Linked DNA regions of Homo sapiens: region 2 is linked to region 1. A link is a contact called in ENCODE Hi-C or POLR2A ChIA-PET data. All regions are on one chromosome and are shown on one strand. The core of a region is the stretch at or near the end of the contact, and the rest is flanking DNA. Distances in the headings are between cores, read along the strand shown. Region 1 overlaps NF1 (neurofibromin 1). Region 2 has its middle 22 kb from the start of MIR365B.

What was found. A loop is a pair of places that touch in the nucleus more often than their neighbours do. ChIA-PET counts read pairs that join two places held with the same protein, here RNA polymerase II (POLR2A). Pooled maps may share reads with other maps.
Region 2: a loop to region 1 is called in a pooled map, with 3 times the contacts of the local background. The contact joins two enhancer-like sites. A Hi-C loop is called at or near these places in 1 of 50 pooled maps. POLR2A ChIA-PET finds 5 or more read pairs at or near these places in 2 of 52 experiments (CD4-positive, alpha-beta T cell and activated B cell).

Annotation. Positions count from the first base shown.
Region 1 is chr17:31,314,261-31,321,066 of GRCh38, reverse strand. The region is part of intron 36 of NF1 (neurofibromin 1); the gene reads right to left. It overlaps EVI2A (ecotropic viral integration site 2A), which reads left to right. Exons shown (of 2, transcript NM_014210.4): 2 at 2,044-4,657. The coding sequence starts at 2,054. The coding sequence ends at 2,764. Among named protein-coding and RNA genes, the nearest start is that of EVI2B, 3.6 kb to the right of the region's middle. RefSeq lists enhancers at 2,297-2,356, 2,567-2,616. Within about 2 kb of position 2,631, at least 19 of the 41 ENCODE cell types and tissues checked have a DNase peak (open chromatin) inside an H3K27ac peak, as active enhancers do.
Region 2 is chr17:31,594,265-31,601,070 of GRCh38, reverse strand. No RefSeq gene overlaps it. Among named protein-coding and RNA genes, the nearest start is that of MIR365B, 22 kb to the right of the region's middle. RefSeq lists enhancers at 1,699-2,553, 2,554-3,409, 4,282-4,421, 3,605-4,469, 4,470-5,336. Within about 2 kb of position 4,375, at least 27 of the 41 ENCODE cell types and tissues checked have a DNase peak (open chromatin) inside an H3K27ac peak, as active enhancers do.

The DNA of each region.
Region 1 (6,806 bases), core at 1,382-3,881:
CATTTGTAAGGGCAAGAGAAAGTCTCATTTTGTCATACAGTTTGTTTATTTGGGCACTGCAGTACATCTGGCTGAAGACAATCAACAGCAGGCCTATTATCTGTTCCGTGGTAAGCACTGTTAAAATGTGTACCAATACTATGATGTATACTACACTGTTAATGAACTAATGTGAAAAGAATAATCTACTTTAAATCATTCTAGCATCTAATACAGAAGTCCAGTCTAGTATAAAAAGATGGAAATTACTTGCTAATCCAATTTCAAGTATTTCTTTTTGTGGAAGAATCATGAAATATCCAAAGATTTATGTCACTAAACTTAAAAATTAAAGCTGAACACTATTATACAAAAGCCAGTGACTTGGGCCTTTAATTGTCTACTAAAGGTCATAATCTAAAAAGTAATCTTAATCCTGGAATATTTAATAGTTTTTCCTCCCTACTATTAATATGAAATATAGTCTCCAGTTAGCATTGTTTATTACATGCTACTTTTGTTTGCATAACTCAACGTATCACATTTCTTATTTTCAATTTCTGTATTTTAATAGTATACAAATGTCAGCCAATGACATATAACAACCATTTCTTATAAAACCTTGATGTTCAAAAGCCTGACTAGCAGTGGCATCCATGTTGCTTAGGAGTTGGTTTGGAAACAAAGACTTTCAGGCCCTACCTATACTAGCTAGGTAAGAATCTGCCTTTTTTTTTTTTTTTTAAATAAAAGGACTCCTAAGTACATTTGAGAAGAATTTCTATAGCATACGTAGGGTTCTTAACCAGGCAATTTCATTTAGTAAATCTCAGGAGAACAATATAGTTTTGCTTTTAGTTCATTCAAATAAATGCTAACAATAAAATACTCCTTTCAAAAGTAGCTCAAGACAAACTGGTATATTATTATAAGATACCTTAATAATGATTATAAATCTTTCCTGCTGGGTTAGCAGTACATGGAACTGTTAAATTCTAAGATATGCCATTTCTATTTAAATCAATCATTTGGTAGATTTAAAAAATGTATAATATAACTTGTCTCCTTTTTGTACTAGTTTCCAGCAAGCTCAGGGCCAAAGCGGAAATTCAACATTTTCAATTATCTGTTGAGATGCTTATAACCTGCCACTTCATCCCAAATCATCAAGATCCTGATGCTCTATTTCTATTTTATTACACATTTTTTTTTACAATTATGTCAAAATCAGAAAAAATGCTAGGTATAAATGATGCTTTAAAAGAAAACCCAGCAACTTTTGTTGAACTTTTAAGTCTACTCAGAGGAAATTTGCTGTTTTTTTTTTTTTTTCTTCAGATTTTTAGGTTGAGAAAACTGGTATGCCTTTGCCTTCAGAAAGACACAGTCAGTCCAGGGAAATATAAATGAAAAGAGACAACCACCACAGTAAAATTGCGTTCACAAATACACTTACAAATGTATTTCTAAGTACCAGCTTTATTCTAAGCTTCAAGATGAACACCCAAGAAAAAAAAAGAACACCTTGAATTTCTATTTGAAGTTCAGTTTCTTTTGGTTGCTACCAAACTTCCCCTCTTTCCACCAAAAAAATTTGCATTTATTTCATACATGAAGCAAGAAGCTCAAGGCCACATTTCTTCTGTAAAGATTGGTGACAGGTTAGAGGGTGGGTAGTTTCTGTAAGAATGATCCTTAATTTTTTTTTTTTTTTAAAGAAGGAATCAGAAAAGTAAAAGCAGAACTAACTGACTCAAAGCAGAAGTCTAGCACGCTTCAAAGGAAGAAAACTATATAAAGCCATGATAGTCCACTTAAAATGATTAATATTTATTTGTAATGCTAACTTCTAGCATCTAAAAGTGTTAATAGAAATTAAAATGCTTCTTCATACATAGCTGAATAGAAAAGAAATTTAGTTGAGAAGGAATTCAGGGTAGCGAATATTAGGCATAAGCTTGTAGTTTACTTGTAACATCTCAACACTATCTTTTAACTACAATTACCAAAACTAGGATCCATTATTCTTTCACAAACTAACAAATTATATTGCTATCCCAACAGATTGCCAAGCATGCCCACGGACATGGAACACACAGGACATTACCTACATCTTGCCTTTCTGATGACAACAGTTTTTTCTTTGTCTCCTGGAACAAAAGCAAACTATACCCGTCTGTGGGCTAACAGTACTTCTTCCTGGGATTCAGTTATTCAAAACAAGACAGGCAGAAACCAAAATGAAAACATTAACACAAACCCTATAACTCCTGAAGTAGATTATAAAGGTAATTCTACAAACATGCCTGAAACATCTCACATCGTAGCTTTAACTTCTAAATCTGAACAGGAGCTTTATATACCTTCTGTCGTCAGCAACAGTCCTTCAACAGTACAGAGCATTGAAAACACAAGCAAAAGTCATGGTGAAATTTTCAAAAAGGATGTCTGTGCGGAAAACAACAACAACATGGCTATGCTAATTTGCTTAATTATAATTGCAGTGCTTTTTCTTATCTGTACCTTTCTATTTCTATCAACTGTGGTTTTGGCAAACAAAGTCTCTTCTCTCAGACGATCAAAACAAGTAGGCAAGCGTCAGCCTAGAAGCAATGGCGATTTTCTGGCAAGCGGTCTATGGCCCGCTGAATCAGACACTTGGAAAAGAACAAAACAGCTCACAGGACCCAACCTAGTGATGCAATCTACTGGAGTGCTCACAGCTACAAGGGAAAGAAAAGATGAAGAAGGAACTGAAAAACTTACTAACAAACAGATAGGTTAGTGAAGAAAAATGCAAAGTAGCAATGAGAAGGCTTATGGAGTAAAAATGAAGTCAGTTGGTATTTAATCCCAAAGTGTTGTTCTGATTATCTAAAATTTGACATGGTAGACCTTGCAATTTAGAATCAAGCAGGTGAGACAGGGAGAAGTATGCCTGCTTAATTATTTAAACTGTGTACTTTTGTTTTGACACTGAATATTTTAAAAAGCAAATAATAAAATAACTAAGCATTTGAGGAAAATTTTAAGGATAAATTGAGGAAACTGATTAATAGAGATAGCAAGGGATAATTAAATAAATATTCCCTATGTAGCAACAGTGGTTAGATGATCTTTGTCTGAATGTAATTAAACTTTGAATAGTTTTAGTGTGTCCTTAAAGCCAAGTATATGCTTTAACATCAAATGGAAGTCAAATTCCTAATGCATAGATAGAGAGAGCTAAACTGTGTAATTTAATGGTATCTTCCTTGCTGGATGTGGCAGAATCCACACCAGCTTATCAACCAACACAGCTAATTTTAGAATAGATCCTTTATCTTTCCATATGGCACACGTAAGAAAGTGTTTTTCTACTATTAATATTAAATTAAAACCTTTACTTTTGTATAATAAATTAAAACTCAGAATAAACCTGTGACCACGTATATTTGCATTCACTTTATTACTTTAGAGAACACATTGTAAAGATCAATAAGAAATAGAGCACAACTAAAATAAATAAGATTTATAGCCACACCAATAGGCTAAGTGTAAACGCAAAGTATGTTTCACTGTTTATGATTAATAATATTCATCTTTTCTATAAATACTACTTACTGGAACATTAACAACAAGTACCAAAGGTTGATTAATTTTTGGACTTCAAGGATGCCAAGTAGCCTAATGATTTATTAGGGGTGTGTGTGTGTGTGTGTGTGTGTGTGTGTGTGTGTTCAAATCTGGAAAACTGCATACTTCAGGTTATAATTTAACCTTTAAAGAAACTGGCTTCAAGTAAAATAATGACTTACATTTAAGTTGAGAACCCCCCCATCTTCAATTAAATATATTACAAAAATTGGTTTGAGAGACTTTCCAAATATCTACTGAAATTAACACAGGGCTAAGATCAGGCCACATTTCAAAAATCTCATCCCTTACTGGGCATTTATTTCGGGCAATATAGTAACCATTTTAAAAATATTTTTTATATGTTTTTTCCCAAGTATGACTACAATCTTACTCTCCCTTCTAAGCTAGTGATTCTTACCCTGGCTGCATGTCAGAATCACCTGAAGAGTTTTTAAAAAACACCAATGCCTAATTCCCATGTCTTCCTTCTGATGCAACTGGAATGGGGTGAACTCTAAGCATTGGTAATTTTTACGTAACTCTCAAGGTGATAACTGCTCTTGGTCATCAAATTCAAACGTCTAGCTATTATTAAAATGAGAGGAAAAAAATAAAGCATCATTTTTATTATCAATTTATTAGCAATTTGTAAAAAACAAATCTATTCTCTAAACGAGAAATCATAACAATATTATTCCAGATAAAGTTAAGTGTTAACAAAGTAAAAAGGAAAGCATGAGAATATTCATGCCAGTCATGGTGACTGAAATCAGGTTATCTTTTGAGGGGAAAAATAACCCAGATTAGAAATGAAACTGGGCAGACTTCCCATTCTGTGCAAAAATTGAAAATTTGAGATTGTGCACCAGTACATCCAGGAGTAACACAAAGCACTCCTTGAATCAAGGGTCATAAATAAACACGTGTCAGAGAAAATTAAAAGAAATTAATATCATCATAAAAATAGGAAATTACTTTCATATTCAACATACTGGTCAAACATTTTCTCACCAGAGAGCTTCTACCACAAGGATATTTAAAAGAATATTTAAAATTCACCACTCACTATCTTGGCTATTAAACATATACTCTCAGAATGGTACTATCCAATGATAGTTACTGAACAAACAGAAGTGTTTCCTTTCCAAATGACAGGTATTTTAAAATGGTAGGTAAGATATCTTTGAGTTCAAAATTTAAAAGTCATTTAGTTTTGAACAAAAACACATTCCCTACCCCTGGGTATTACAGTTCACCAGCTTAATTCAGGGATTTAAAAATAGTGAATCAGGTTAGGCACAGTGGCTTACACCTATAATCCTGGGAGGATCACCTGAGGCCAGGAGTTTGAGGCCAGCCTGCACAACAAAGTAAGAGCCTCATCTTTACAATAAATAAATAAGCCAGCCAGCGAGCATAGTAGCATGTGCCTGTAGTCCTAGCTACTCGAGAGGCTGAGGCAGGAGGATTGCTTGAGGTCAGGAGTTCAAGACCAGCCTGCGCAACACAGCAATACCCTGTCCGTAAAAACAACAATACTTCCAAAAACCAGTGAATCAAAAGCTTTATAGCATTTGATTATATTATGCTTTATAGTAGGAGCCCATAAAAAAAAACTATTCTTTTTGCACCAAGCTATAAGTACCCTGAAGTTAAGAACAAGGTCATAATAACCTGTGTTTCCCGCAGTGACCAGGAAAAAGCAGTGCATGGGTTAACACATTCCGTACCTACTATAATATGCATCATCCAAGGCACTTTACATTTATTTAATTCCACAATAAGCTTATAAATTAGGAATTATGATCTCCATTTTTCAAGAGAGGAAAGGTGACTTACTCAAAGAAATTTTTATTCAGATGGACTCACTCCTTTCAATACACTTTGTTTAGTTAACTTAAAAATTTTTTGTATTTTAAATTTTTGTGGGTACATAGTAGGTGTATATATTTAAAGGGTAATGAGATGTTTTGATACAGTCACGCAACGTGAAATAATCACATCATGGAGAATGGGGTATCCATCCCTTCAAGCACTTATCCTTTGTGTTACAAAGGATCCAATTACACTTTTAGTTATTTTAAAATGTATAATTATGGTATTAATGACAGTCACTCTGTTGTGCTATCAAATAGGTCTTATTCATTCTTTCTATTGTTTTTTGTACCTATTAACTGGTAACACCATCTCCCCAACCCCTCATTACCCTTTAGTAACAAGTTAACTTTAGTTAACTTCTTATTTAAAAAATGATCCCCAATTTATTTTATTTTCCACTGAGAAGTAACTACTTTGTGGGTAATCAAATAAATAGTTGAGAACTTGAACTCAAAAGTCACTAGTAAAATATTTGGTCAAAATAATTTAATTACAAATATACAAATGGCAAACAGGCATACGAAAGGGTACTCAGCACCACTGATGAGAGAAATGCAAATCAAAACTACAATGATACCTCATCTCACCCCAGTTAAAATGGCTTATACTCAAAAGACAGGCAATAACAAGTGCTGGGAAGGGTGTGGAGAAAATGGAACTCTCGTACGCTGTTAGTGGGAATGTAAATCAGTAAAACCACTATGGAGAACAGTTTGGTGGTTCCTCAAAAAACTAAAAATAGAGCTATCATATGATCCAGCAATCCCACTGCTAGGTATATACCCAACAGAAAGGAAAACTGTACAAAGAGACATCTGCACTCCCACTTTTGTTGTAACACTATTCACAACAGCCAAGATTTGGAAGCAACCTAAGTGTCTATAAACAGATGAATGGATAAAGAAAATATGGTACATATACACAATGGAGTATTATTCAGCCATAAAAAAGAATGAGATCCTGTCATTTGCAAAATAATGTAATTATACTTTTACCCTGGACTTTTTATATTATGAGGAAATAACATTACATTTATTGGTTACCTGCAGTTGGTGAGGCATTTATACATGTTATATTATGCTATCTTATTTAATCCTCACAATAACCCAATAAAATATTCCTTTAGAGGAGGAAACGGTGACTCAGAAGTGCAGAGTCTTGCCTAAGGTCATACAAGTAAACAGAACACATCACTCACTTCTTATGAGAAGAAATCTCACTGTAAGTGATAACCCAACTGGCAGCTTTTCTTCTTAGAACATGTAATTTTCTCTTCGGGACTCCATCCTAAATATTTAATTTACATAATCATATTACTAGAGTATCTCAAA
Region 2 (6,806 bases), core at 3,126-5,625, 280 kb before region 1:
AGGGTTCGATACCAATGGGGAAACTGAGGCCCAAGGGGAGTTAAGGATCTGTCCAAGGCTGCAGGGCTAGTTTTCCAGCTTTCCTCCGTGCTGCCTGTCTGTTAAACTCAACTGACATTAGAAAAAGAGGAATATTGTTGTTGTCTGTGGTTGCTGTTCTTTAAGGCAGAGAACAAAATCCACCAGATTATTTTTCAGGGTTTGCTTTGCAAGTGAAGGCCCCAGAGCCCCCGAGTGTCATTAGTGCAGGAACTTGCTGTGCCTCTGGGCTCTTTGAAAGTTTCTTGCCTTGCTGGGGCCTCCATCCAGGGAACATGGAGGACTGGAGTGGGGTAGGGAGGGTGGACTGGGGCCAGAGGCACCCAGTGCTGCCACGTAGAGCAGTGGCAAACAATCGGTCCTCTGAGGCTGCCTGGCGGCTGTTGGTCACCCTTTGGCTATTTTTTTTTTTTTTTTTTTGAGACGGAGTCTCACTCTGTGGCTCAGGCTGGAGTGCAACAGTGTGATCTCAGCTCACTACAACCTCGCCTCCCAGACTCAAGCGATCCTCCCGCCTCAGCCTCCCAAGTAGCTGGGATTACAAGCGTGTGCCACCACGCCTGCCCAGCAATTTTTGTATTCTCAGTAGAGACGGGGTTTCATCATGTTGGCCAGGCTGGTCTCCAACTCTTGACCTCAAGTGATTCACCCGCCTCGGTCTCCCAAAGTGCTGGGATTACAGGTGTGAGCCACCCTGCCCAACCACCCTTCGGCTATTTCCACAGGAAGGAATGTTGTCCTCTGGCCTCGATTGGGGGTGGGTTCTGGGGGTGAAAGGAAAGCACTTGGAACCTACCCACTAAGAAAAAATTTCTCACAAGATCATTGACATTTTGCAGAAGTGACATGTGTGCATGTTTGGGTGGTGAGTGGAAGTGGGGAGGGGATTAATGCTTAAATTTGTTTTTCTTTCTAGAGCCAGCCAATTTCTCGCCGACATCAGAACACCTGGGTTTTAGTCCTGCCACTGGTTCTCTCCCAGTATGACTCTAAGTGAGTCTTGTGACTCCTCTGGGCCTCAGTTTACCCATCTGTAGAATCAAATGGCAAAATGGGCCGGGTGTGGTGGCTCACGCCTGTAACCCCAGCACTTTGGGAGGCTGAGGCACGTGGATCACCTGAGGACGGGACTTCAAGACCAGCCAGGCCAACATGGCGAAACTCCATCTCTAAAATACAAAATACCCTGACTAAAAATACAAAAATTAGCTAGGTGTGCTGGTGTACGTTTGTAATCTCAGCTACTCGAGAGGCTGAGGCAGGAGAATCACCTGAACCTGGAGGCGGAGGTTGCCGTGAGCTGAGATTGTGCCACTGCACTCCACCCTGGGTGACAGAGTGACACTCTGCCTCAGAAAAAAGAAAAAAAAGAAAAGAGTGGATAACCTCCTAGGTGCCCTCTGGGATTCCAGGACTCGGCCAGCTCATGCTTGGGTGCTTACCACAACCTCCCTGCTGGGCTCCCACTGCCCTCCTGTGCTCCTGGGGTCTCAAACCCACCTGCTCACTAGAACCAAACCCCCCTGACCACATTTGGGCTTTGCTCTCCGTCATGCTCCCACAACGCCCACCCTGGCGCCTGGCCCTCAGCAGGCCCAGCCCCATGAACTGGTAGGGAACGACTCAAAGCCTCCCAGAAGGAAGAGGTCAGCGAGCCCCCAGCACAGGGACTGGGCAAGGATTCTCTGTGCACCGGAGGGAAGCCCCTCTGTCTGGGTCCGTTCTGCAGGAGAACTGCAGAATCCCAGGAAACCAGTTGTTAAGGAGCCAGCAGCAGCCACTAAGTCAGATAATGAGTACTTGGGTTTTTCCAGCCCTGTTTACCTTGTGTTAAGTACACAAAAATGATGTCATGTGTGGCACAGCGGACGGGGTCTCTCTGGGCCTGGACTCTGGCCTCATCAGGGGCTCTCCCTCTCCTCACACCGGTCACCCCAATCCTCACCAGTATGGGTGGGCCTTGGGGAGGGGGCATCAAGGCCACATCAGAGTTCTCAGTTCTCTCCCAGCCTCCCATTTACTCCACTGCCCCCACCTCCCCAAGTTCAGCTGCTGTCATCTCTCAGCAGGAAGACCGCCCCATCCTCAGCTGGCCCTCCTGCTGCCACCCTATCTCCTCCACCTTTACCCCAGCCTGCAAAGCAGCACCCTGCAAAGCAGCACCCTGCCTGAGACCCTTGACTGACTCTAATTTTGCGCTCAGAAGAAAGCTTGGCCTGCCCTGAGGCCCTCGAGATCTGCCCCCGATCTCCTGCCTTGGAATACTTCCCCCCACACCCTGCGACTCCACGCTTTACCCCCCTCCACCCTCTGGAGCTCCTTGCACATTCTCGAAGCTTTACCTCCCCTCCTTGAGATCTTCATCCCTTGGGACCCCTTTTCTGCTCACACTGACTGTACTCCTACTCATCCTCCCTTCCTCAGGGGAGCCCTTCAGAGCCAACCCCTCCCCTACCACGTTCCCTCCTGTGCTCCCCCTCAGGGGGTCCTGCCCACAAAAGGAAAGCCACTGACATGTAGAGACTGCCAGACCTGCAAACTTTGCAAGACTCAGGAAGGGCCCTGGGGTTTGCCAATTACCTTAGGAAGAGATGTGGTGGGGTAGGAAGGAAGGGTGAGAACTTTGGTTGGGGAGGTAGGGAAGGCTTCCTGTAGGAGGAGGTGAAGGGGATGAGCCAAGGACTGCAGAAGAGGCCAGAAGGGGCCCTCTGGAGCTCCAGGCAGGGAGACCTCATCTTGTATCAACCCCAATTGCCTCCCCCACCTCCTTCTTCCCTCCCATTCTGCCTGGCTTTGGAACAATGGCCTGGGCCTTTCAGTAAAGGCTCACCAGGTGCTCCCAGCTTCCTCAGGGTCAGTGAGGATGGGCGAACACGGCCAGGTGGGGTGAGAGGGGTAACCTGCCCCTTGGTAGCAGCACACATGGTAGACCAGCCGGCAGTCACAGGAGGGCAGATCTGCAATATCCACTGTGGCCCCAGGCTGGTCTCCTCTGAACTGGCCCCAGCGGACTCAGTCGGAAAGGCCTCCTGTTCAAGAAATTGGTTCTCACCTGACATGAGGACTGAAGGCCTGGGGTTCCCCGTCAGGCAGCCTCTCGGGAAGAAGTGTCCCCCCATCCTCATTCTTTGAGTACCTGCCCCTTGTGCAGACCCAATGCAGCAGAGCATCCAGTAGGGCTGCTGCCTGCAAGAGGCCACGTCTGAGGATGGGGAGACTCTGCGGGCCCATGCGGTAGGTAGTCTACTGAGCACTTGCTTGGTGCCAAGCTCCATCCAAGCTGGGGTCTAGGGTCACAGGAGGAGCAAGACTCCCTTCCTGACCTCCAGGGACACCTTGTCCAGGGCAGGAAACAAACACAAGAATCCTTCATGCTTCATGCACACTCAACTGAGGACAGAGGTCAACCATGTAGACGGGCACTCCAACAGAGATGGCAACAGATTCACAATGGCCAAAGCCATCTCAGTTCCCCTCACAGCTCCTCTGTGATGGGAAGGTAGATCACATTTTACAACACTTATGCATAGAGGGCACATTTGTGCACACACCCAAAACCAGGCAAGTGCCTTAACCACTCTCGACCTCAGTTTTGACTTTTGCTAAATGGGCTTATGTTGTGTAGCTGTTGTGAGACTGGATGCAGGAATGGATGTGACAGGGCTCACCTCTCAGTAGGTATCCAGTGTTAGCTTCCTAAGCACAAGCAGCCGTCTTGGTGTGGGGCAAGATGGCAGGTGGGGACAGGGGTCTCTGACAGATGAAGTTGGGACCCCAATGCAGGAAGAGTGGGGTGAGTTGTCTGGGGCCAAACTTCAGGATGCCAGGCTCTGGGCACTGCCTTTACCTTACCTCTTCCCCCTGCAGGGTCAGGGAGGTCCCCATCCTGCCCTCCCTTCTAGGCTCATGACAGACCAAGCCACCCCATGTCCACCACCCTGTTGCTCAGTTGATGGGTCATGAAGCCACATGAGCTCATTGTTCCGGCCTGTCCCAGCCTTGACCATTCTGCAGTGGAAGAGCTGGTCCTAACCTGGAAATCCCCCCCAGCAGGCAGAGGGAGCAGCGCCATGCCTCCCTCATCGTAGCTCCTGACTCGCTGGCAGTGGCAGCCACTTCCTCTGGCCAGGCTGGGCCAGCAGTTGCGCTGCCTATAAATAGAAGAGTGAGATTCCTCGTGGCCCAGTGAATGGCACTGACATCCTGCCTCCGCCTGACTGAGCCCTGAGTCACAGGCCCCTGCCGGAGGCCCTGCTGCTCTGGGCAGACCAGGCCTGCACCACTGACAAGGCCTAGGAGGAAGCATTAGGGCAGTCAAGAGTCCCTGGGGAGGCTGACTGAGGCTTAAAGAAACGGGGCTGGCATTTCCTCCCGGCAAGGCTGGCCAGGGCCCTGCACTCAGGCTGGCTGGTGAAGAAGCGTGCTGGGGGGCTGCGTGCATGCAGGCACGGTGTCAAGGTGGCCGGCCCCAGGAAACACAGCAGCCTCTACACTCCCTTCCAACAGTGCAATGGAAGGGGGGCGTTTCCCAAAAGCCTCATCTGTGCTCATGGCACCCTCATTCTGCCTTTGCTCATTTAAAAGCCAAAACCAAACCCACACAAGATAGGCACACCCACAGGAGCTCAGAAAATTGGTGGGAAGGCTGGAAAAACAGGCCTGGGCAAGGGCAGGAACCAAGACAGCTCCTGAGGGCCAAAAGGCGGGAAGGGCAAGCGCATAGATTGGGGGTGGGGAGCAGGAATGCGTGGCAGGAGGCAGCCGGGAGACTCTGACTGTCCTTGTCCTTCTGCCCATGAATTAGAGGAGTGGACAATCTTACTGGCTAGGTGGGTCACATGTCCACCCTATGGCAGGGCAGGGCAGAGGGAGCCTGGTAGACTCTGTCCAGCAGAGAAGAGGCAGTTCCTCCCCAAAAGAAACTAAAGGCCTGTGAGGAAAGGGAGTTGGGTGGTCCAGGCTCAGCAGATGCCCACCATCCATGCTCTGCTCTGAGAGGGCCATCAGACACCCACCTATCCAGCAGGCTCTCCCCACCGGCCCTCATTATTCCCCACTCCCGCCCTAGCTGCCTCGCACTCTAGCTTTTGGGATGTGTTTTATTTTGTTTTCTTGTTTCTTTCTCCTCCACTGGATCCACTGGATTCCACGCTCCATGAGGACGAGGACCAGGTCAGGATGTGTTCACCTTTCCCTGTGCAACTGGCACGTATTAAATGAATGAATGAGCAGCCTGCATGTGTGGGGCACACACACTCATGAGCACACCCCTTACATGCACTCCTCACACACACTCACTCCATAGGCACACTCTCCCCTCCATGGTGTTCTCATCTAGTTTAAGAAGTGTGCATAGTGGCTCATGCCTGCAATCCCAGCACTTTGGGAGGCTGAGGCAGATGGATTGCTCGAGCCCAGAAGTTTGAGACCAGCTTGGACAACATAGTGAGACCCCCATCTCTACAAAAAATACAAAAAATTAGCCAGGTGTGGTGGTGTTCGCCTGTGGTCCCAGCTACATGAGAGGATCACTTGAACCTGGAAGGCTAAGGCTATAGCAAACTATGATTTTGCCACTGCACTCCAGCAGCCCAGGTGACAGAGGCAAACCCTGTCTCAAAAACAAAATAAAACAAAACAAACATGAGGAGCCCACTCTCTCTCTCACTGTCACCTCTAAATCTCTCCCCAAATCCCAGCTGTGCGATTGCATTCTCTGCAGTCCTGAGCCATGAGGAGTGAGACATTCTCCTGATTCACACCCAGGCGTTGGTAATTTCTCAGTCCAGAGGGACTGGGGTGGAAAAACCTGCTCTTGCTCAGGAGGAGGGGAAGTAAGTTTCTGCCCCATTTAAAAAGCCTCACTGGGTCAGACCTGGGGCCAGCACTTTGGAAGGCCAAGGTGGGTGGATCACCTGAGGTCAGGAGTTCAAGACCATCCTGGCCAACATGGTGAAACCCCGTCTCTACTACAAATATAAAAATTAGTGGGGTGTGGTGGCATGCACCTGTAATCCCATCTACTCGGGAGGATGAGGCAGGAGAATCATTTGAACCCAGGAGGCAGAGGTTGCAGTGAGCTGAGATCATGCCACTGCACTCCAGCCTAAGTGACAGAGCAAGACTCCATCTCAAAAACAAACAACAAAACAAACAAACAAACAACAAACAGCCTTGCTGGTTCCCTGTTATCTACAAGTTGAAGCCCTACCTCCACTGCATGGCTTCTCAGCCCAGGCCAAACCTTGGGGCCACAGGGAATTTCTGCACTTCTCCAAATACCCCATGTTCTTTCCCATCTCCATGCCCGCATGCAAGCTGATCCTTCCACCTAGAATTCGTTTCGCTCCCCTCCCCTGGTCCCCATTGCTTGCTCACCTTGCAAACTCCTAGTTATACTTCAAGACCCATCCAGATTTCATCCCCTTGCAAGACTATGAGCAACAGTAATGGTTTCTACTCCTCCCTTACCCAATTTGTCCTAAATGCTCAAGAAGCACAGATATACAGAACTGTGGGCTTGGCAAGGCCCTTAAAGACCCACAGTGGTCTGCAAGCCCAGGGTGGTTGGAAATGTGTAGGGTATTTTTTGGTTGCCACAGTGACAGGGACTGCTGCTGGCATTTAGTGGACTGGGGACCAGGAATGCTCACTAGGAAGAACTGTCCCTCCCAAAGGGTCAATAGCACCCTATTGAGAAATACTGAGCTGCCTCCTCTTGAATGGGGAACCCATGGCCAGGGAGGGGAGACGTCTTGCCAAGGTCA